Regions from separate parts of the Homo sapiens genome. Here regions 1, 2, 4 and 5 are each linked to region 3. Evidence: chromatin loops called from intact Hi-C (ENCODE). Cell type or tissue: heart left ventricle. All regions are shown on one strand. Links, peaks and the distances in the headings refer to the core of each region. The heading gives the core; the rest is flanking DNA. Region 1 overlaps A2ML1 (alpha-2-macroglobulin like 1). Region 2 overlaps A2ML1-AS1 (A2ML1 antisense RNA 1). Region 3 has its middle 15 kb from the start of RIMKLB. Region 4 has its middle 24 kb from the start of PHC1. Region 5 has its middle 15 kb from the start of LINC00612.

Region 1 (4,658 bases), core at 301-4,300, 180 kb after region 3:
CCTGTAATCCCAGCACTTTGGGAGGCCGAGGCGGGCAGATCGTTTGGGCCCAGGAGTTTGAGACCACCCTGGGCAACATGGTGAAACCCCATCTCTACAAAAAAAATATGAAAAATTAATCAGGCTTGTTAGTGCATGCCTGTAGTCCCAGCTACTTGGGTGGTTGAGGTTGGAGGATCACTTGAACCCAGGAGGTCAAGCCTGCAGTGAGCCGTGATTGCACCACTGCACCCCAACCTGGGTGACCGAGTGAGACCCTGCCTCAAAAAGAAAAAGAGAATGTGGACTGGAACATGGTTCTCAAAGCATAGTTCCCAGATCAGGAGCATTGGCATCACATGGGAACTTGTTGGAAACGCAGATTCTGACTCCCAGCCCACACCTACTGAATGAGAAACTCTGGGAGGGTGGGCCAGAAATTTGTGTTTTGACAAGCCCTCCTGATTATTCTGATACACACTGAAATTTGATACTACTGGACTAAAAGATCTCTGGGCCTCTTACTGTGTCACCAAATCCATCTGGGAAAGCCATTTCCTGTGGTGAGGACTAGTAGGCAGCCCAACGTCTTTTGTAAGAAGTTTACTCTATTGGGCACTATTCTAGGCACGTGGTTTATTTGATATTATTTCATGTTTACAACAAATCAATGAGCTAGGTATTGGTATGCCATTATTAATCCCATTTTACAGATGAAGAAACTAAGCCATGGAGACTAAGTAAATTGCCCAAGGTGCATGCTAATAAGTGGCAGGACTGAGATTTGAACCAGGCAGTTGCACTCCAGAGGCACTGCTTTCTTCTGTTCACTACCTTGTCTGTACCTGTCCCAAGCAGAGGGCGAGGCGTAGATCCTGCAGGATAACTTGTTCAATTCAGGACACACTCAGTGCAAGAAAGACTTGTATAAACTTTTCTAGAGAGATCACTTACATTGCTATTCCAGGGCAAGGATTAAAAATCTTGAGTGTTAAAAAAAAAATCTATTTATAGGATTCATTAGTCTTCCTCTGCAGGATCTTATTAGTCTCCCCTAAGTTTTTGTCTTCTTCTTCTCTTATACACTGTATGAAATATGCGTGGGGGCCAGGCGCAGTGGCTCATGCTTGTAATCCCAGCATTCTGGGAGGCTGAGGCGAGTGGATCATGAGGTCAGGAATTAGAGACCAGTCTGAAACCCTGTCTCTACTAAGATAAAGGACTTGACTAGAGCAAGATCTCAGAGGTATTCTTCCTTCTTTCCCTTTTTTTTCTTTTCTTTTTTTCTTGAGACAAGAGTCTTACTCTGTTGTACAGGCTGGAGTGTAGTTGCGCAATCCCAGCTCACTGCAACCTCTACCTCCTGGGTTCAAGTGATCTCAGCCTCCTGAGCAGCTGGGACTACAGGCATGTGCCACCATGCCTGGCTACTTTTTGTATTTTTAGTAGAGATGGGGTTTCACCATGTTTGGCCAGGCTGGTCTTGAACTCCTGGCCTCAAGTGATCCACCCGCCTTGACCTCCCAAAGTGCTGGGATTACAAGCGTGACCTATGCGTGCCCAGCCTCTTCCTACTTTCTTTTGAGAGCAGGCCAGTCCATTGAGAAATCCATCCTCTGTGTAGCCAAGGTTAGTGGTGTGGCACATGAGCTCCAGAGTTAAATGTCCTGGGTTCAAATTCCAGTCCTGCTGCAGATGAGCCATGTAACCGTGAGCAAGCTATTTAATCTTTTTATTTATTTACTTATTCATTTTTTTGAGACAGGGTCTCACTCTGTCACCCAGGCTGAAGTGCAGTGGCACGATCATGGCTCACTGCAGCCTTGACCTCCCCGGGCTCAGATGATCCTCCTACTTTAGCTTCCTGAATAGCTGGGACCACGGATCCACGTGCCACTACACCTGGCTAATTTTTGCAGGTTTTGTAGAGTTGGGGTTTTACCGTGTTGCCCAGGCTGGCCTCAAACTCCTGAGCTCAAGCGATCCTCCCCACCGACTTGGCCTCAAGCTGGGATAATAGGCATAAACCACTGTGCGTGACCACAAGCTATTTAATCTTGTTAAGTGTTTGTTTTCTTATTTATAGAATGAGGATAATAATTTGAGTAGATATTTTTAAAAATTTGCTTAGCTCTTTCTGGGAAAGGCGATAAGCAGGGAAGGTCTCACCTAATCTCTGCTGGAGAAGGGCTGGGTATTGTGCTGCTTGAGGGGAGCTGCATGTGAGGAGGCTCAGATGCGGTGATGCGGCAGATTCTCTCCTTATTCCTCCCTTCTTTAAAGCTCTTACCCTTCCTAACTCCTTCTCTTGGGTTTCTTAAATACCCACTCAGCTGAAGTCCACATGCTGCCTCCTGCAGGCTGTTTAAGGCTGTGCAGTTATGAAGTCCAAACTGTTCCCTCTTTGTGTGTCCTGGAGGCTTGGAGCTGCAGAAAGCCTGTGGAAAAAAGAGCTTTCTTTTCTTTTTTCTTTTTAAAAATTATTCATCTATTCAGAGGGGAGGCTGTTTTGCAATCTGCACATAATTCTTGCAGCTGCTGCCTGCTGCCCTGACTCACTGCCTCCCTGTTTGCCTCTAGGGTGGTGTTGATGATGAGGTCTCCTTGACTGCGTATGTCACAGCTGCATTGCTGGAGATGGGAAAGGATGTAGATGTAAGTTCTCCTGGCTCCTGCTCTTGATACCCTCCTTCTCATGCGTATTCCTAGAGACATTCACCCATCTTTGTCTCTAGTCACCCTTTTAAGGTCAAGAAGGATAAGATGATTTCCTGATTACTTGCCATTTTTAAAGGAATGCCTTATAAGTTATAGTCTTCATCTTCACTTTTTAGGACCCAATGGTGAGTCAGGGTCTACGGTGTCTCAAGAATTCGGCCACCTCCACGACCAACCTCTACACACAGGCCCTGTTGGCTTACATTTTCTCCCTGGCTGGGGAAATGGACATCAGAAACATTCTCCTTAAACAGTTAGATCAACAGGCTATCATCTCAGGTATGTTGGTCCTGTTGAGAGTTCTTTGAAATTGTGAACATAAGCTGTGAGTTATCTATAATCTCCCTAGTAACCTCTGTCCCACACATGTACTCTAGGATTCATTTTAGTAACAGTTATTAAGTCATCAAATTATTGTTGGGAGGTTTGTGAGAAACACACGCAAGTGCTCAAAGGGCATTTTTATACTTTTTTTTCTTTTCTTTTTGAGACGGAGTCTTGCTCTGTTGCCCAGGCTGGAGTGCAGTGGCGTGATCTCGGCTCACTCCAAGTTCCGCCTCCCGGGTTCACGCCATTCTCCTGCCTCAGCCTCCCCAGTAGCTGGGACTACAGGCGCCCACCACCACGCCCGGCGAATTTTTTGTATTTTTAGTAGAGACGGGGTTTCACCGTGTTAGCCAGGATGGTCTCGATCTCCTGACCTCATGATCCACCCGCCTCGGCCTCCCAAAGTGCTGGTATTACAGGCATGAGCCACCACGCCCGAGTTTCTCTCTTCTTGCCCAAGCTGGAGTGCAATGGCGTGATCTCAGCTCACTGCAACCTCTGCCTCCCAGGATCAAGCAACTCTCCTGCCTCAGCCTCCCGAGTAGATGGGATTACAGGTGTGTGCCATCATGCACAGCTAATTTTTGTATTTTTAGTAGAGAAGGGGTTTCGCCCTGTTGACCAGGGTGGTCTCGAATTCTTGACCTCAGGTGATCCACCTGCCTCGGCCTCCCAAAGTGCTGGGATTACAGGCGTGAGCCACCATGCCTGGCCACATTTTTATACTTTTAATGTGAAGAGAAACTACATTGAAGAAGCTAGTCGGAAAATATATTGGCATTGTGGAATCACCCTTTTGGAGATCTTTGAAAGTGCTTTGATGTAGGACCACTTTAAATATTTTTTAAATTTTTTATTTTACTTTTTATTTTTTTGAGACGGTGTCTTGCTCTGTCACCCAGGCTGGAGTGCAGTGGTGCAATCTTGGCTCACTGCAACCTTTGCCTCCTGGGTTCAAGTGATTCTCCTGCCTCAGCCTCCCGAGTAGCTGGGATTACAGGTGCCCGCCACCACACTGGCTAATCTTTGTATTTTTAGTAGAGAGGGGGTTTCACCATGTTGGCCAGGCTGGTCTCAGAATCCTGACCTCAAGTGATCCGCCCCTCTTGGTCTTCCAAAGTGCTGAATTACAAGCGTGAGCCATTGCACCTGGCCTGGACCACTTTAAATATATTTAGAATACTATTTGAAGTATGACAGATCTTGTAAATAAAATTTTAATGCATTTCATTTATCTGGCTGTGTATTTAAAATTATTCTTCCAGGCAGAAGTGCAGTCTCAGCCTTCATTTATATGAGCGTCATGGCTGAGCTGTCCTCTCACAGGGGGTCAGGTAGTTTTTTCTCTTGTGTCTAAGCAACTCCAGTCATGAAATGTGTGTCCGAGACAATGGGTTAAATACACCTGTTCCACCGTGTATTGGTTTATTGTGATGATCTCTTTTCCATTATCTTGTATTGCAAGCTCACGTTTCCTGTTACGTTCTTCCAATTAGATTGCCCTTCTGTGGTTACTTATTATCTCTAAAATTCTGTTTAATTAGTCTTCTAACGTACAGTCTTCTCATTTCTTATTTATTTTTCTTCAAGTTATCCATTATCTGTCATCTTGGCTGTCACAGAGGTTTCTTTTG
Region 2 (4,658 bases), core at 454-4,453, 98 kb after region 3:
CACCGGTTTGGATTCAGGCACAGCCCCAGTCTGCCTACAGGTAATTTAACTCTTTCTCCTTTCTTTCCATCACTAGGCTAACTTTCTTTTTTTAAAACTTCCTTTCTTTACGTACTTTAAAAAGTAACCATGGGTTTGTCATAATTCTCACTTAAAAATAATGCATAAATGTATCTAGCAAATAATATGATTAAAGAAGAGCTTTTGGGGGTAAAGTTTGACTTGGTTATGATATACTCAAGACTTGGGAATTTTGTTTAGCCATTTAGATGACTCCATTTCTTGCATATATGTCTATAATTAAGTATTTCAGAGTGTGAATTTTTTGGCTTTGTTTTTGTTTTGGGTTTGTTTGTTTCTTCCATTGTGCTACTCTGGCTTAAGCTTTTTCAGGGGTTGGTGTTCCGAATACACAGTGAGCTCACAGTATAAAGACATCAATTAGGAGTTGACAGGTATGGAAAACTAGAGTTTTGAAAGGTAAAATTAGGCTCTAGGTTATATATATGGTAAAAACTCAACATAGCATTCATTTTACCTTAGTGCTTCTCTCTGTGACTTTATAAAAGTGAAAGGGAATAGTAAGACGAAGATAATACAAAAAAATTTAGTTCTTTTAGGAGCAATGTGATTTCAGAACTAATCGTTTTAGCATTTCTAAGATACTAGTTCTAACAAGGAGATGTGAGCAGTTTGAGATTATCAGAAAATCATGGTTTAAACCTTCAAAAATTACAGGTTTGAACAGATAGGAGGACATTTCTGAAGCACAAGATGGCTAAGCACATTAACCAAGGACATAAAATGTCAGGGATAGGACTACAACTCGTCCATTTTAATAGCCTTTCTGTTAGGTAATAAACTAAACTATCCTCTCCTCCGTCTTTACCCCAGTCTACCTACCCATTCTTCCTTTCTCCTATACTTCCTAAAGTTTTAGTTCTGAGCTTTTATTATTTTGGGATATTGTCATCTTTCTAATAGGTAGAATTTTAGTGAAAGTAATCAGGACCTTTTCAAGATAGACTTCTGCATAATTTCATCCTGTGGCTTTGGACGTACTATCCAAAGAGGCTGTACATCCAGCAAGTCACTAGTTAGTGAATAGGAATTCTTGGCGTGTAATGCCATTTCTTGTAGCTGAAGGAAGACATGTGATAAGTGATTAACCTGTTCTGTGCTTCAGTTGACTCTTATAAGGACAGTCATTCCCTTTAAGCATCTTAAGACAAAAATATTTATCTGTTGAATTGGAATTTACTAACAGAGGGAATTTGAATTGGAATTTACTTCCAGCTGCACTCATGCAAGAATTTGTGATGTATACTAAAAAATAAAAAAAGGCTCATTCAGGAGAGCCTTGTACTCAGCAAGAGTGGCTAACATTAGAGCATACAGACTATGTGATTGTATAAGGCATGGAGAGTTAAACAACCTCCAGTCAGCTGCCTGTTTGAATACCACTGACTTGTTAAGAATGATCTTGCTTTTAGATTTTACCATATTCAAACTTATTAGGTGAGCCTTATATAGCATATATACCTGGCTGCTATTGTGGGGTTTGGGAACATGAGGGGTGGGGTGAACTGTTGTTGTTTTAGGTTTCAGTCAGACAGACATCCCTGTGCCTCAGTTCCCAGAAGCACAGCAGGCCTCTAGGAGCATCCGTGGGAACGGCGCAGTCCTGACATCACCAACTCTCCTGCTCAGGCTCATCCCATATACAGAGGTCAAAGGGTGGGGTTTGAGATCGGGGGAAGGAATGAGAAAGTAGAAGCAATGTCACTTCAGTGCCACTGTTGACTAGTCTTTGGTGCTTATGTCAGTATTTGTTTTATTTCCTGATTTTTTTAAAGTTGGCAAAACTACATATTTTTATCTTGATGAAGGCAGTGGGAGGGTGGAACAAAAACAAGCCATTACTGCTATTTCTAGTTCATTTACTGGAGACTGTCCCTTAATAGCTAATGTAGAATAAATTTGAAACATAGACCTAGATGACAAAAAGAATGGGAATAGAAATGAATCTCAGGATTTGAACAAACAGAAGACGTTTATGCTGTGTTGATGCCCAGTTCTACAACTGCTATTACATTTGTCATTCTGTCTCCCCTTTTCCCCTAATTCTTTTATGTATGTATGTATACAGTTTGAGGAAATGTGCATCTATGGTCAGTCCTTTTTAAAAGACTTAATGAATTTATTACTCTTTTGCAAAAAATATACCCACTGCTTATATGGGCATACAAATGCTACCCTATTTTAAATGTAGGTGGCGTATGTGTTCGTGTTTTAATGTATTCAGAGCCATTGGGCAATAAGCAGTCCAGAACATTGAAAACTCAAGCAGGTAAAGCACCTAACACCCTTAGTTTCTAGAATTACTTTAAAAAACTTTTATATTGCTGCATCTTCCACAGTTCTTTGGGTAGTCTCTGAACTTAAAATTTGTAGGAGTTGTAGACTACCTAAATTTTTAAGTTATGGTATTTGTTCATAGGTTGTAGGGGTAGGTAAAGAAGGAAACAGACAAGAAAATGGCTTCTTGAGGTGGCAGCTGCTGAGTGGCTAAATCTTACCACTTTCTTTCTACTTTTTTTGGAAATTTTCCCAGCTTAGCATGAACATGGATCATACAGTGTTTGATTTTATGTGATTGAGATTTTTGTTTTTTATTTTTGGAGGGAAGGTCTTGGAGAAACATTAAAAAGTTGGTGTATGTGCAAAAATACGAAATGTTAAACAAAGGAATTTTTTCTTATTTAATCTGAATGGTAAGCAAGAACTTTTTCTATATACCCTTCTGCTGCAGCAGACAACTAAACTGGTAGGTGGCAGCAGAGGAAGGAATTCTTCAGATTGATGGCTACTGACTTAAAGTCTGCATAGGAGAAGAGATAGAGCATGACATACCAAGTGAAGCAAGGGGGACAAAAATGGAAACAGGACTAAGATTCCTGCATTTTGACTCTAAATGGTAAGTTATCTTTAACTAAGAATGTGTTTTTAGTCTGATAGCAATGTTATATAAATTATATGATTGGTACTATGGCATGTAATCATAAATGCCTGTAGGTCCTTGCCTTAACGTTGAATTTGACCTCACTGGTAAACTGTCATTCTTTACTTTGAATAATAACTAATAGTATGTAAAATTAGGATTTTTCTCCTCAGCATGTTGGTATATGTGACCTTTAATTATGGCAAAATTATGTGGACAGTAAATCTGAATGTTTTTAATTTGCAAGATAAATAAAATATGCATTGTTAATCATTTTATACAAATAAAAGGTTCTGGCCACGTACTGTGGCTCACGCCTGTAATCCTAACACTTTGGGAGACTGAGGAGAGTGGATCACCTGAGGTCAGGAGTTCAAAACTAGCCTGGCAAACATGGAGAAACCCCATCTCTACTAAAAATACAAAAATAAGCTGGACGTGGTGGCGGGCACTTGTAATCCCAGCTACGCGGGAGGCTGAGGCAGGAGAATCGCTTGAAACCCAGGAGGCAGAGGTTGCAGTGAGTGGAGATCAAGTCACTGCACTCCAGCCTGGGCAACAAGAACAAAACTCCATCTCAAATAAATAAAAATCAAAACTAAAAGATTCTTCCCTTTTTAGTGGGAGCTTTGGGAGATAACAAAGAGTATAATTGGAAAAAAAATTACTGAGGGTGGCGTGATCTCTTCCAGCTGGCTATCTAGGTCAAGACCCATTTCTTTGTCACTGTGCCATGTTCCACTCTGCCATCAGTTCCACCCTGCCTGTTCACCTTTCTCTCTTGCTTATCTGGCTGGGCTTTTCCCCTGTTCCTCTATCTCTCCCTGTCTTTGTGCCTCTCCCTTATCCAAGTCTGTTTGTAAGCTGCTTTTTCTCACATTCAGTCCTGAATTTTAATTATCCGATGTTGCCATTTTCCATCTCTGCCTGCCTGTTTTTCCTAAGAGAGTGTGCATGTCTGTCTTTCTCTTCCTCCCTCTCTCCCCACTTTTCATTTGCATTCTTCATTAGAATTTGACTAGACTGAATAGAAATTAAATGATACTTTGAAGTTCTCTAGAATTAAAGAATGTAAATTTCAATTAAATTTATAGAATGTAAATGTCAATTAAATTTATAAGATGCAGACCTGTTTATTCACCCAACTACTTATTTAACTATAGTATCTGTTGTTTCTGGCAACCAAGCTGTGTATGATCAGTTGGACAGAAATGAAAGGCATATGGTTCTTATCTTATTTCAGCTTTTTTTTTTTTTCCTTTTTTCCTTGAGACAGGGTCTCACTCTTTCTCTACTGTACTTGAGCCTGGGTGACAGAACAGTAATTTTGATTACTATATAAAAATTTTAATGCTTTAGAACTGAAAGAAAATGATAAACTTGAGTTTTAATCTGAATCAAAAATTGTTTTTTTCTGTAATTTATTGTTAAGTTAACCTGGAACACAAGAGAGCATTTAACTTGAATTTTGTTTGTCTAGGCATATTGGCACAATAATTTTGTTTTATTTTGTATGTTCTACAAGGAATTTTTGTTAGATTTTTTCTTTTGGTACAATTTTTCTGACTAAAATGCAGCATAATTGTCTTTATTATAGGATTGCTAAGGAGTAATAGTACGGAGACATCTTTGTGGTTTTATACACACACACATATAT
Region 3 (4,658 bases), core at 264-4,263:
CCGCCTGCCTCAGCCTCCCAAAGTGCTGGGATTACAGGCGTGAGCCACCGCGCCCAGCCAGCCACCCCTTATTTAGCATAGCATCAAGAAATAACCATAAAATTGGGCAACCAGTCACCCTCGGGGCTGCTCTGTCTTTGGAGTAGCCATTCTTTTATTCCTTTACTTTCTTGATAAACTTGCTTTTGCTTTGCACTGTGGACTCGCCCTGAATTCTTTCTTGCGCGAGATCCAAAAACCCTCTCCGGGGGTTTGGATGGGGACCCCTTTCCTGTAACACCGCTATACTGTCTGGGTTCAGGCATTGAAGTTATTGGACTGCAGAGGGCACTGCCTCATTCAGTTAAGATGAAAAGCGTCGCTAGAGATCTTCCTGAGACAGCCAGGGACTCTCATTCCCAGCAAAATGCCAATTACGGCAGATTTTAATGTGTGACCTTGACCTTCATCTATTACGGAAAGGTCTTCTAAAAAGTTTTGTGTGCTACATCTAAAAGATCCATCTAAAGGAAACAAACTTACAATGAAGCATTGTGTATTACAAGCCCCTTGTTCCTGGGGTCAGAGCTGCTGTTCTTCAGGTCTGGTCTTTTTTTTTTTTTTGAGACAGGGTCTCACTTTGTCACCCAGGCAGAAGTGCAGTGGCACAATCTTGGGCTCAAATGATCCTCCCACCTCAGCCTCCCAAGTAGCTGGGACTATAGGTCCATACCACCACGCCCAGCTAATTTTTGTAGAGATGGGGTTTCACCATAGCATAGGGACACCATTCTTAGGCTGGTCTCAAATTCCTGAGCTCAAGCGATCCACCCTCCTCCGCCTCCCAAAGTACTAGGATTACAGACATGAGCCACTGTGTCTGGCGGTTCTGGTCTTCATATACCAGTGCTTTGAGGGCTGCTGCCAATGTAAACAAACAATTGTACAAAAAAAAAATATGTTGAATAAGTGTGGTATAATAAGAAATACATTTGGTCTTTGGGCCTGGTTCCTGTCACAGAGATCTTAAAATCCTTGGAATTTCCTGAGTGATAAGAGTGTCTTTTGTTATTCACAACAAGCCCCTGATGTTGCGTAACCATCAGTCACACCTGAACTTGTGCTACGTTAATGCATGACGTAAGGTGTGGCTCCTATTCCGGATGAAACTGCTCACGTAAAGACCAAGGGATAAGAGGACTGGAACTATCAGCCCCACCCACTGACCTTCGGGAAGCAGGCTGGAGAGGGGGCTGGAAATAAAGCTCTATAAAAACTCATGAACAGTGGGTCTTGATGAGCTTCCGGGTTTATGGATTCGTGGGCTGCTTCCACCTGCTAGGAGGGTGGTGTACTCTAACTCAGGGACAGAAGCCCCTGTCTGTGCTCAGGACTCTTGCAGACCTCTTTACCTGGCTGTTCATCTTCCATAATCAACTGGTAAGTAATATGTTTTCCTGAATTCTGTGAGGCATTCTAGCAAATGATGGAACTCAAGGAGAAGGTCATGGGAACCCCCAAATTTATAGCTGGTCAGTCGGAAGTACCGGGACTTTCAACTGGCATCTGGGTGGGAGCAGTCTTGTGGGACTCAGCTCTAAACTTGTGGGATCTGACATTGACTGCAGGTAGATAGTGTCAGTATTGAGTTGGATTGTAGGACACCCAGCTGGTGTTGGAGAATAGGTCAGTGTGGGGAAAAAAACTCGCACATCTGGTGTCAAAAGTGTTCTGTGTGAGGGTGTAAAGAAACAAGTGTATTTCTTACAATACATGCATTAAAAAACACATAAAATTAAAGGAATCAGAATTCTTCAAAGTGGAGGGAAGAACATGTAGTTCCTAAATCGGGACACGAGAGGGCAACAAATAACCTCCAGAGTCTTGTCGTCGAACTGCTTTTCTTTCCAAGGGGTTTACACTTCCCGTTGGTTGCTAATATAGTTCATGTAGCAAGAATATTGAACTATGCCTGACAGGATGAAAGGCTCCTAATAACTAAGACCTGTACTTCATTTATAGTCGGTTTCCTTCTCAATGCCAGGCACTGCGTTGAGTACTGATATTTTAAAATGATGAGTCAGTCAAGGAGTCAAGAATTTACTGGGAAATGGCCGGGTGCGGTGGCTCACGCCTGTAATCCCAGCACTTTGGGAGGCCGAGGCGGGCGGATAACGAGGTCAGGAGATCGAGACCATCCTGGCTAACACGGTGAAACCCTGACTCTACTAAGAACACCAAAAATTAGCCGGGCGTGGTGGCGGGCGCCTGTAGTCCCAGCTACTCGGGAGGCTGAGGCAGGAGAACGGCGTGAACCCGGGAGGCGGAGCTGGCAGTGAGCCGAGATCGCGCCACTGCAGCCCCGCCGGGGGGGAGGGAGCGAGATTCCGCCTCAAAAAAAAATAAAAATAAAAATAAATAAATTAAAAAAAAAAAAAAAAAGAAACGAGGTTTCTCCATGTTGGTCAGGCTGGTGTCTTACTCTGACCTCAGGTGATCCGCCGGCCTCAGCCTCCCAAAGTGCTGGGATTATAGGCGTGAGCTACCGCGCCCGGCCTGCAACTACTGATCTTTTTAACATCTCCATAGTTTTGGGTTTTTCCTGAATGTCATATAGTTAGAATCATACAGTATGTGGACTTTTCAGATTGACTTCTTCCACTTAGTAATATGCTCTTAAGGTTCCTCCATGTCTTTTGGAGGCCTGATAGGTCATTTCTTTTTATTGCTGATTAATATCCCATTGTCTGAATATACCACAGTTTATTTATTCCTTCATCTACTGAAGGACGTCTTGATTGCCCACAAGTTTTGGCAATTATGAATAAAGCTGCTATAAACATTCATGTGCAGGTTTTTGTGTGGGCACTAAGTTTCCTCTCCTATGGATGAATACCAAGGAGTATGATTGCTGGATCATATGGTAAGAGTATGTTTAGTTTTGTAAGAAACCACCAATCTGTCTTCCAAAGTGGCTGTCCCATTTTATGTTCTACCAGCAATGAATGGAGTTTCTGTTGCTTCACAGCCTCCCCAGCATTTGGTGGTGTCCGTGTTCTGAATTTTGGCCAATCTAATAGGGGCATAGTGGTATCTTATGTTTTAATTTTTATGCCCCCAATAACATATAATGTGCAGCACCTTTCCATATGCCCATTTGCCATCTGTATATCTTTGATGTGGTTTCTGTTCAGATATTTTGCCCATTTTAAAAATTTAGGTTAAATTGTTGTTTTTAATTGTTCTTGTATTATTTTAAATAATATGCCTTTTCCAGAAGTGTCTTTTGCAAATATTTGTTCCCGGTCTGGCTTGTCTTCTCATTCTCTTGACATTCTCTTTAGCAAAGTAGATGCTTGTAATTTTGGTTTTTTGTTTGTTTGTTTGAGACAGAGTCTCGCTCCTGCCGCCCAGGCTAGAGTGTGGTGGCACGATCTCGGCTCACTGCTACCTCCACCTCCCGGGTTCAAGCAATTCTCCTGCCTCAGCTTCCCAAGTAGCTGAACTTAAAGGCGCCTGCCACCACACCCAGCTAATTTTTGTATTTTTAGTAGAGGTGGAGTTTCACCATGTTGGCCAGGCTGGTCTCAAACTCCTGACCTCAAGTGAACCACCCCCCTCGGCTTCCCAAAGTGCTGGGATTATAGGCTTGAGCCACTGCGCCCCACCAATGTTTGTAATTTTGATGAAGTCAAATTATGAATTTGAGTTCTCAATTATCTCTAAGTTCTTTCAAAGGATTATGCCTTTGGTGTCGTATCTAAAAAGTTATTGCCATACTGAAGGTCATCTAAATTTTCTCTTTTTTTTTTTTAGATGGAGTCTCGCTCTGCCACCCAGGCTGGAGTGCAGTGGCACCATCTCTGCTCACTGCAACCTCTGCCTCCCGGTTCAAGCGATTCTCCTTCCTCAGCCTCCCGAGTAACTGTGACTACAGGCACACGCCACCACACCCAACTAATTTTTGTATTTTTAGTAGAGCTGGGCTTTCACTATGTTGGCCAGGGTGGTCTGGAATTCCTGAGCTCCAGTGATCCACCCGCCCCCGCCTCCCAAAGTGTTGGGATTACAGGCATGAGCCATCACACCCGGCCTAAATTTACTCCTATGTTATCTTTTAGGAGTGGTATCTTTTGCATTTTGCATATAGGTCTGTGATCCATTTTGAGTAAATTTTTGTGAAGTGTGTAAGGTCTGTGTCTACTGTGTAGATTCTTTTTCTTTTTTTCATGTAAATGTCCAGTTGTTCCAGCACTTTTATTTTTTGAGACAGAGTCTCACCCTGTTGCCCAGGCTGGAGGGCAGTGGCACAGTCTCGGCTCACTGCAACCTCCCAGGTTCAAGTGATTCTCTCACCTCGGTCTCCTAAGTAGCTGGGACTACACGTGCATGCCACCACGCCCAGCTAGTTTTTTTGTATGTTTTGTAGAGACGGGGTTTCACCACGTTGTCTAGGCTAGTCTTGAACTCCTGAGCTCAGGCAGTCTGCTCACCTCGGCCTTCCAAAGTGGTGGGATTACAGGCGTGAGCAACCGCACCCAGCCTGTGTTTATTTCAAATTACACTTGCTCATCACTGATATATAGGAAAGCAATTAATTTTTGTATGTAAACCTTTTATCCTGCAATTGTGCTAGAATTGCTTATTAGTTTCAGGAGCTTTTTTGTAAATTCTCTTAG
Region 4 (4,658 bases), core at 486-4,485, 210 kb after region 3:
AAGGCTTCTTGTGGATTGAGTTAACATCACAATTAGACATATTGGATCAAAACAGCACACATTTTTAAAATAAGAAGTTAAAAAATATCACTTCTTTTGTTTTGAGACGGAGTCTTGCTCTGTTGCCCAGGTTGGAGTGCAGTGGTGTAATCTCGGCTCACTGCAATCTCCGCCTCCGGGGTTCAAGCAATTATCCTGCCTCAGCCTCTCTAGTAGTTGGGATTACAGGTGCGTGCCACCACACCCAGTTAATTTTTGTATTTTTAGCAGAGAGGGGGTTTCACTACATTGGCCAGGCTGGTCTCAAACTCCTGACCTCAAGTGATCCTCCCGCCTTGCCTTCCAAAATGCTGGGATTACAGGCATGAGCCACTGCACCTGGCCAAAAAATATTACACATAATAAAAAGTAAAAACTAGAAGCACATTTTCTAATGACATGAATGTGGTTGGGATTTTTTTCAATTATCCAATAATATATTAGTGCATACATTCACAGATGATTATTGCTTATTTCTTTTTTTCTTTTTTTGACATGGAGTCTCACTCTGTCCCCCAGGCTGGAGTGCAGTGGCACAATCTCAGCTCACTGCCACCTCCACCTCCTGGGTTCAAGTGATTCTCCTGCCTCTGCCTCCTGAGTAGCTGGGACTACAGGCGCCTGCCACCACGCCTGGCTAATTTTTGTATTTTTAATAGAGATGGGGTTTCACCATGTTGGCCAGGCTGGTCTCGAACTCCTGACCTCAAGTGATCTGCCCACCAAAGTGCCGGGATTACAGGTGTGGGCCACCATGCCTGGCCCATAATTTGCTTATTTCTAGAATGAGACAAGAATCAAGATTAATTGTATTCCAATTTTTAATTTCTTCAGGTATATTATTTGAGAAATCTCACTCATATAAATAAGAGTAGAAGGCATTTAGCTTTAGCAATGCCAGTGAATTTTGTGAACTCTTTCAAGTTATATACCAAAACCTTATAATAATCTTTCATCAAAAACTGATTTATCAGCACTCAACTTGATTAGATGCTCCTTTAATTTGGTTGAAAGAATTATAAATCTTGACTTCCAAAAAGATTTTTCATGAAAGTACTTTATCTACACAAAGTGACAATATTTCAAATTATCTTTGGTGGTCAAGAGGGGGTATGTGTGTGTGTGTGTGTATGTGTGTGCCCTAGAACAGCATACCATGGAAGGAATGAGAGTTGCAGTAACCTTTTGTAAAGTGAGCAGGGAGAGGGGAAAGAAGATGCTTTGACACGTAGAGAACATTCTTGGTGAAGTGTCAAGATGGAGACTGCATCTGGAAGTCAAAATCTGGAAATTTCAGCCCTGTCCATGTTGGAAAGGCTTTGTACACCCCAGAGATACATGTACTCCAGTTTGAAAATTGCTGATGTAGTGTGTATCTAGTGTCAATCAGCCTGTGTTCAAATAACAGCTCTACATCTTGCTAGCTGAATGACTTTGGGCAATTTATTTAGCCTAACTATACCTCAGTTTCCTCCTTGGTAAAATGGGAGTGATAATACCTCAAAGAGTGGTAGTGAAGATAAAATTATCTACGTAAAGTACTTAAAACTGATAGGGAGGAAGGGAGGGATTGCAAATTAGCACAAGAAAGCTTTGGGGGTGATATGTTCCATTATCTTGATTATGGTGATAGTTTCATGGTTGAATACATGTTAATATTCATCAGATTGTACACTAAATATGTGCTGTTATTGTATACCAATTTTACCTTAGGAATGCTGTATTAAACCTGGGCACAGTGGCTCACGCCTGTAATCCCAGCACTTTGGGAGGCTGATGCAGGTGGATCACTTTGAGCTCAGGAGTTCGAGACCAGTCTGGCCAACATGATGAAACCCCATCTCTACTAAAAATATAAAAATTAGCCTGGAGTGGTGGTGCACACCTGTAATCTCAGCTACTTGGGAGGCAGGAGATTTGCTTGAACCTGGGAGGCGGGGGTTGCAGTGAGCTGAGATCACGCCACTGCACTCCAGCCTAGGTAAAAAAGCAAGACTCCGTCTCAAAAAAAAAAAAAAAAGAAAAGAAAAAAAGAAGAATGCTGTTTTAAAATCTTTCATTTTTTATTTTTAAAAAATAGGGACAGGGTTTCACCGTGTTGCCCAGGCTTTTCTCAAACTCCTAGACTTAAGCTGTCCACTGGCTGCAGCCTTCCAAAGTCCTCGGATTACAGGCTTGAGACTCTGTGCCCGGCCTGTTTTAAAAATCTTAATTGGCATTTAATATATATTCAATAAATATTAGCTATTATTGTGAAGAGAGATTCTGGACCTTTCTTGCCAGGAGGTAAAATTTCCACTCTCAATGTAGGCCCCTGTTGTTTCACTGGGACCTTTCTCCCCTCTCTACAGCTTTCCCCTTCCCCAGCCCCAGGAAAGGTGGAGGCGCCACCTTCTGGTCAGAAAGGAGATTACACAATGGTGTCCTGCTTTTAAACTTTTTGTTTTGTTTTAGCATTTATTTTCGAATAGACAATACACGCCCACGTAAAAATTCAAAGGTCCTAAGAGACACCTTCCACATTTCTTCTCTCAGTTCCCTCCTCGGATGTAACCTATACTATTACTTTTGCCAAATGTCAGCGCCCTGAAATACACCACCCGAAATCTCACAGATAGGCAAAGCTGGAGTTTATTCATGTCTTAGCAAGGGAGCACACCGCCTTGCGGAAACTTGAGCAGCATCTGGGAGGGGAGGGCAAAGGGAGGATATTTATGAGGTTCTAGGTTGGATTAAGGTGGGTCTTTCAGTGAAGGGCTCTGATTAAGTTTGGGTACGGATCATGATTTAGCAAGGTGAGGGCTTAAAAAAGTTTTGGAGCATGAATAATCATTTGATAACTGTACTGGAAAGCTAAGCAATTTAAAATACGTTGTCTGGATATTCCTGAAATGAACAATAACATTATTTAAAAGTTTTATTTTAAAAAGTTTTTTCAGTTAAAAAAAATTAAAGGCATAAGTATGATACAAAGGACTTTGGGGACTTGGGCGGAAAGGGTGGGAAGGGAGAGAGGAATAAAAAACTACAAATTGGGTTCAGTGTATACTGCTCGGGTGATGGGTGCACCAAAATCTCACAAATCACCACTAAAGAACTTACTCATGTAACCAAATACCACCTGTGCCCCAATAACCTATGGAAATAAAAAGTTTTTAAAAATTTCATTTTGTGAGTGCAGAGTAGGTATATGGGATACATGAGATGTTTTGATACAGGCGTGTGATGTGTAATAATCACATCCGGGTAAATGGGATATCTATGACCTCAAGCATTTATCCTTTGTGTTACAAACAATACAATTAGGCCAGGTACAGTGGCTCACGCCTGTAATCCCAGGACTTTTGGGAGGCTGAAGTGGGTAGATCACTTGAGGTCAGGAGTTGGAGACCAGCCTGGCCAACATGGCAAAACCCCATCTCTGCTGAACATACAAAAAGTAGGCGGGCGTGGTGGCGGGCGCCTGTAATTCCAGCTACTCAGGAGGCTGAGGCAGGAGAATTGCTTGAACCTGGGAGGCAGAGGTTGCAGTGAGCCAAGACTGAGCCACTGCACTCCAGCCTGGGTGACAGAGTGAGACTCTGTTTCAAGAAAAAATAATAATACAATTGTACTTTTAGTTATTTTAAAATGCACACTAAATTATTATTGATTAGAGTCACTCTGTTGTGCTATCAAATACTACATTTTATTCATTCTATTTTTTTGTACCCATTACCCATTCCCATTACAGCTTTTATTTTTGGGGCAAGGGCTTCCTGAAATACTAAAGTCTTGTTGGTAAAGACAGTAGAATAGCAAAGTCAAGCTAATGTAGGCAGTAAAGTGTGTGGGTGGGGCTTGGCTAATTCTCAGTTTCTGGTATATCTTTTCAGAGATATTCTGTGCTTATTCAACTATACATGTATAAATTTCTTTTATTATTATTTTTATCTTTTTATTTTTTTTTGAGACAGAGTCTTGCTCTGTCACCCAGGCTGGAGTGCAGTGGCACGATCTCGGCTCAGTGCAACCTCCGCCTCCCAGGTTCAAGTGATTCTTCTATCTCAGCCTCCCAAGTAGTTGGGATTATAGGCTCCCACCACCAAGCCCAGACAACTTTTTTGTATTTTTAGTAGAGACAGGGTTTCACCATGTTGGCCAGGCTGGTCTCACACTCCTGACCTCAAGTGATCCTCCCCTCTCGGCCTCCCAAAGTGCTGGGATTACAGGTGTGAGCCACCGTGCCCAGCCTATACATGTATAAATTTAAGAAATGTGATATTTTCCCCTTTACCAGTTGTTGCAGAAATCCAGAAACTGAGTATGAGATATTCCTTAAATAATGGCGATCCAACAGCGTTTGCTCTGTGGTGATATGTGATGTACTTTCCCAAAGTACGTATATTTACGTATTTTGTGTTGAATGGAATTACCGTTTGAGGTATTCTAGTGTTTTCCCTCTCAGCAATTTATCTAACAGATTATGGTTTTGGCAAAATCTGTGGGGCACATTTTCTTATTCCTGGTTTCCTCTTTTCCATCACAAAGCAGAGTACAGGGCTGAGTGGCAGGGGACAGAAATAATTATTCCATAAGCACTGAAATCTGAAGGCCAGCAGAGGGGCCTTCATTAAGTG
Region 5 (4,658 bases), core at 290-4,289, 370 kb after region 3:
TATTGCAAACTCTAGGCAAGCACTGAAAATGTTTTTTTGAAATAAGTATAATTGATATGCTAAGAGATGAGACAAAATGAAATAATATAAATTTCTCAGTTAAAATCTGAGAAGGCAAAGAACAAGGGAAATGAATAAAAAACAATTAAAATAAGGTAGAGATTAAATCTAAATATATGAATGATTAATTAGAATGTGAATAGTCTAAATACATCAATTTAAAAGACAGACTATTAGAGTGGATAAGAAAACAAGACTCAATTATATGTAGTCTACAAAAAACTCACTGTAAATATAAAGGATAGATTGAAAATAAAGGATGGAGAAAAATATGCCAAGTTAACACTAATAATAATAATAAGGCTGAAGTAGCTATATTAATTTCAGACAAATCACATCTTAGAGCAAGGAAAAAGGGGCCAATTCTCCAAGAAGTCATAACAATCCTGAGTTTTTGTATACTTAACAACAGCGGTCAAAATATGTGGAGGCAAAAACCGATAGAACTGCAAGGGAAAATATACAAGTCCACTATTATAGTTGGAGACTTCAATACCCATTTATCAGTAACTGACAGATCCAGCAGAAGGAAAACCAGTAAGCATATAGTTGAATTGAATAGCACAATCAATCAGTTGGTGCTAATTGATATTCACAGGATATTTCATCCAACAACAGTAGAATACACATTTTTCTCAAGCTCACATGGAACATTCTTAAAGATGGGTCATATCCTAGTTCCAAAACACAACTTAATAAACTTAAAAGAATAGAAATCAAACAAAGTATGTGCTCAGAAAACAATGGAAATAAATTAGAAGTCAATAACAGAAAGATAGCTAGAAAATTCCAGAATATGTGGAGATTAAATAACATACTTCTAAATGACATATAGGCCCAAGAAGTCTTACGAGAAATTTAAAAAATATGTTGAACTAAATAAAAATGAAAACAAGTAACTAAGAAACGCTTCCTAACCCATTCTATGAGAACAACATTACCCTAATACCAAAACTAGAGAAATACAAGATAAGAAAAGTACAGATTAATATCTCTACTGAACAAAAATCCAAAAATCCTCAACAAAATATTAGAAAACCAAACCCAACAATGTGTAAGAATAGTTATGTGCAATGAAGAGTGGGATTTATTCTAGATATGCATGGCTAGTTCAGCATTCAAAAATCATTTAATGTAATCCATCACATATAACAGGCTAAAGAAAAAAACTTTTGGTCATATGAGTAAATACAGAAAAAGCATTTGACAAATTCAACACTCATTCTGGATAAAAACTCTCCAAACTCAACTGTATATAGAACATCTACAAAAAATCTACAGCTAACGTTATAATTAATGGTGAGAGACTAGATACTTTCCCCTCAAATCCTGAACAAGACGGGGATGTCTACTCTTACTACTCCTAGTCATCATTGTCCTGGAATTCCTAGCTAATGAAATAAGAGAAGAAAATAAAATGAAAGGTATACAGACTGGTAAGGAAGAAATGAAACTGTTTTTGTTCACAGATTACATGATTGGCTAGGTAAAAAATCTTGAAGGAGTTGAACCTTTGGGGCAGGGTTACCTGGCTTTTGATTTTAAAAGAACAAACAAGAGAAAAACAGAATTTGAGAAGGAAGAAAGCCAATTAAGAGACAGAAGTTTATGCTGAGAGGGACTTTCCCCAGGCTAAAATGATTCTTTTAGTCTGGACAGAGAAAGGTCAGTGAGTCCCTTCAGAGCAGGGACCTACTCTAGTTTCTGGTACTCTCTGAGTAAGTATCAGGGCTTCAGAAGGAAGGTCTGCATGGAGCACTTGGAAGGTTGGGTTCCAGGCCCAGCTGCTTGTTCTTGGTCAAAGATTCCTATCCTCTGGGCCCACAATGTGGCCACAGAGTGGTGGATCTAGAATGGTCATGTGGACTACAGACAGATGCCGGTGGCGGAGTGGGTGCCATATCTTGATCCTGTATTTGGTCACCAGGTAGGAAGGACCCAAAATGTCTGAGATAAATTTCCTGTCAGTCCAATGGAGCTGGGGTTTAGAGTCATATTTTATTTACAAAAAATAAAGGGATGTGGTATTTCTTGTAGAATACATTGTTTCTAAGAAAATAAAACTTAAAGCAAAAATCAGCTATTTCCAGGGTTGTGAATGCAATTCTGCCCATAGATAAGGATGATTTGTGCTAGTACCTTATTTTATCTTCTCATTTCAGGTTTCTATGGTTATTTTACTCCTCTCTTCTCTGTTCCCATTGCCTAAGTTTATTTTTATTTTTATTTTTTACGAGATTTTTAATGAAGTAGCAGCACTCAACTTTTTTAACCTTTGCTGCCACCCTGTGGCTATCTTTTATTACTGTATATGAAAGGGGCATCTTGGAGCTTCTGCTAAGCCATCCAAACAGGAACAAGTAAGTGTAGGGGAAGCATATAAAAAACGTATTTGAAAATAATACTGCTCGGTATCTGGGGCATGAATCTGATATATGCTATACGTGTCTTATGTATCAGTATATGTCTTTCAGAATGCTATTAGTCTGTGTCTAACCTTATCATAGTACTCCCCCATTCCTCACTTCAAATCAAGATGCATAACTACGCTGGGAACACAGTAATTGTTGATCCTGACTTGCCACCTAGTGTCAATTATTGATTTTAATAAACTTCAGAAAAAAAATCTTCGTAGGAAGCTGAACCTGAAATCTACAGTAGACTTAATTATTAAAATAGAGCTCTTTGTAGACTTTCAGTTGGTCTAAAACGTGTCACATTGGTGCAAAGCATTTTGGCTCTCCCTAAGCGGTAAGAAATACAGTTTTAAGAAGTGGAATATCCTTATAGCCCATTTTTCAGGAAAATTTTCCATGAGAAATAAGGATGACTGTAATAATCTCCTTGCCACCTGTCTCTCTCACACTAGCTCTGCCACTTGTTATCATCCTAAACAAAATCTGATCTTGCCGCTGTGTTGTCTCTAAAAGATTTCATTAGCTTCCTATTAATGGCAGTGGCTGCTTGCTATCATGCCCCATGCAGCCAGTGGGAGCTTCGCCTCTTCTGAGTTGGGGTGGGGGCTCCCCAAGGTGCTGCTGCAGCCCTGCAAACCTCAGTCCTCCAAACCTCAGCTGCAGACCCAGGCTTCCTGCTCTATGAAGCAGGCAGGAGCCCCGTCCTCCTGGGTGGGGCTACAGCCGCCCAAATGCGCTTGTGGATATGAGCCTCCCTGTGCTCCCGGAGGGGGCCGGGAGTAGGCAGGATCTGCTCTTTTGGGTGCAGCTGCAGCTGCCCAATCCTCAGCTGCAGACCTGGGCCTCGCGCTCCACGGAGCAGGCAGGAGCCAGGGACACGTGGGAACCTCCCCCCTTTCAAGTTGGCGAGGTGGGAGCTCCCCTGGCGCAGGACCTGGGCATCTCTGCAGTGTGCACCCTCATGGGCCCAGGAAGGTCCCTCCCACACTCCTGTTCGCAAGCTCAGGGGTGTCTGCTTCCACTGCCTGGCCTCTCTCTGCTCCTGGCACTGGCTTGGATCTTGGAATGAGGACTTGGGAGCCATGAATGGTGGCAGGAGGCAGAGTCCTGGGAGGAAGGGGGCGGGCCCCCAGTAAGGCCCCACCTTCAGATCAGGAAGGGCCTGAAGGCTGGGGGCCAGGCTGCCAGTCCCACCAACTGGAGTGGGGACTTGTAGTGCCTCTTCCTGCCCACCCATGGTGCCCATGGACCAATCGGCACACACTTCCTCCCCTCCGAGGTCCATAAAAGCCCTGGGCTCAGCCAGAACAAGATAGGATGGAGAGAACGGAGAGAGGACTCAATGGGAAGACCAGCTGCAGAAAGGAACCACCCTCTCTGCTCAGAGCTTCAGAGACTTCCAGAGACGGGATTACCAGCTGCAGAGAGGAGTAACTCTTTCCAAGAGGCCAGCTGCAGAGAGGAGCAGCCCCCTCCAGGGCTTCCTCTCTGCTGACAGCAGATGTCAGGATGACCTGTCTACAGAGATGACACAATGGGAAGACCAGCTGCAGAGAGGAACTACCCTCTCTGCTGAGAGATTCAGAGACCTGCAGAGGCGAGCAACCCTTTCCAGGAGGCCAGCTGCGGAGAGGAGCAATCCTCTCCACGCTTCCTGTCTGTTGATGGCAGACGTCAGGACAACCTGTCTACAGAGAGCTAGCCACTGCAGGTCTCCTCTGAGCTGTTCTAACGCTTAGTATAGCTCATCTTTGTCTTGTTCACCCTTCACTTGTCTGCATACGGGAAAATCAACACCCCCAAAAATCCCCTAAGACCATTACTTATAAAATAACATGAAAACTTCTGTTAACACGCTTGATAAATGAGTCTCAACTGATTTCTCTAGCCTCACTTTTTATCACTGCCATCAACACTGTCCTGACTTTTCAACATTAAACCATGTCTAACTCTTTTAGCATAGGCCCCAATTGAGAACTGCTCTGTTTTCTGTCCTAAGCCTTACTTAGATCTTTTCATTGCAATTAGACAAAAATATCAGAGTATTAAGAGTCAGAGACCAATCAACAGGATGTTCTCTGTTCCTTCGTTTCCCACCAAATACAGCACTATGCACGAAGGTGGCATTCTCTATTGTGTCCATTTGTTGGGGAGCCCTGCAAATCTGGGCCCCAGCTGATG

The links. A loop is a pair of places that touch in the nucleus more often than their neighbours do. Peaks named below come from ENCODE experiments on the same cell type or tissue, not always from the same donor. Only the 100,000 strongest peaks of a DNase experiment are listed, where the experiment ranks them.
Region 1: a loop joins it to region 3, with 2.6 times the contacts of the local background. A loop is called at or near these places in 29 of 110 quality-filtered maps.
Region 2: a loop joins it to region 3, with 2.5 times the contacts of the local background. A loop is called at or near these places in 14 of 110 quality-filtered maps.
Region 4: a loop joins it to region 3, with 12 times the contacts of the local background. A loop is called at or near these places in 87 of 110 quality-filtered maps.
Region 5: it touches region 3 in a loop (5-fold over the local background); 59 of 110 quality-filtered maps call a loop at or near these places.

What each region holds. Positions count from the first base shown.
Region 1 is chr12:8,858,322-8,862,979 of GRCh38, forward strand. A2ML1 (alpha-2-macroglobulin like 1) reads left to right here. Exons shown (of 36, transcript NM_144670.6): 27 at 2,560-2,634; 28 at 2,814-2,976. Among named protein-coding and RNA genes, the nearest start is that of A2ML1-AS1, 29 kb to the left of the region's middle. In heart left ventricle, for the core only: a CTCF peak has its summit at 2,333 (motif pointing left); no DNase peak of the experiment used is centred there.
Region 2 is chr12:8,777,763-8,782,420 of GRCh38, forward strand. All of the region lies in intron 1 of A2ML1-AS1 (A2ML1 antisense RNA 1), which reads right to left. It also overlaps a transcript of RIMKLB not described here. Among named protein-coding and RNA genes, the nearest start is that of LINC02972, 8.2 kb to the right of the region's middle. In heart left ventricle, for the core only: a CTCF peak has its summit at 2,842; no DNase peak of the experiment used is centred there.
Region 3 is chr12:8,680,400-8,685,057 of GRCh38, forward strand. It overlaps a transcript of RIMKLB not described here. Among named protein-coding and RNA genes, the nearest start is that of RIMKLB, 15 kb to the right of the region's middle. In heart left ventricle, for the core only: CTCF peaks have their summits at 349 (motif pointing right) and 1,829 (motif pointing right); no DNase peak of the experiment used is centred there; H3K27ac peaks cover 704 bases.
Region 4 is chr12:8,888,316-8,892,973 of GRCh38, forward strand. No RefSeq gene overlaps it. Among named protein-coding and RNA genes, the nearest start is that of PHC1, 24 kb to the right of the region's middle. In heart left ventricle, for the core only: CTCF peaks have their summits at 2,439 (motif pointing left) and 2,638; no DNase peak of the experiment used is centred there; H3K4me3 peaks cover 548 bases.
Region 5 is chr12:9,047,381-9,052,038 of GRCh38, forward strand. It overlaps a transcript of KLRG1 not described here. Among named protein-coding and RNA genes, the nearest start is that of LINC00612, 15 kb to the right of the region's middle. In heart left ventricle, for the core only: a CTCF peak has its summit at 2,354 (motif pointing left); a DNase peak (open chromatin) is centred at 3,608.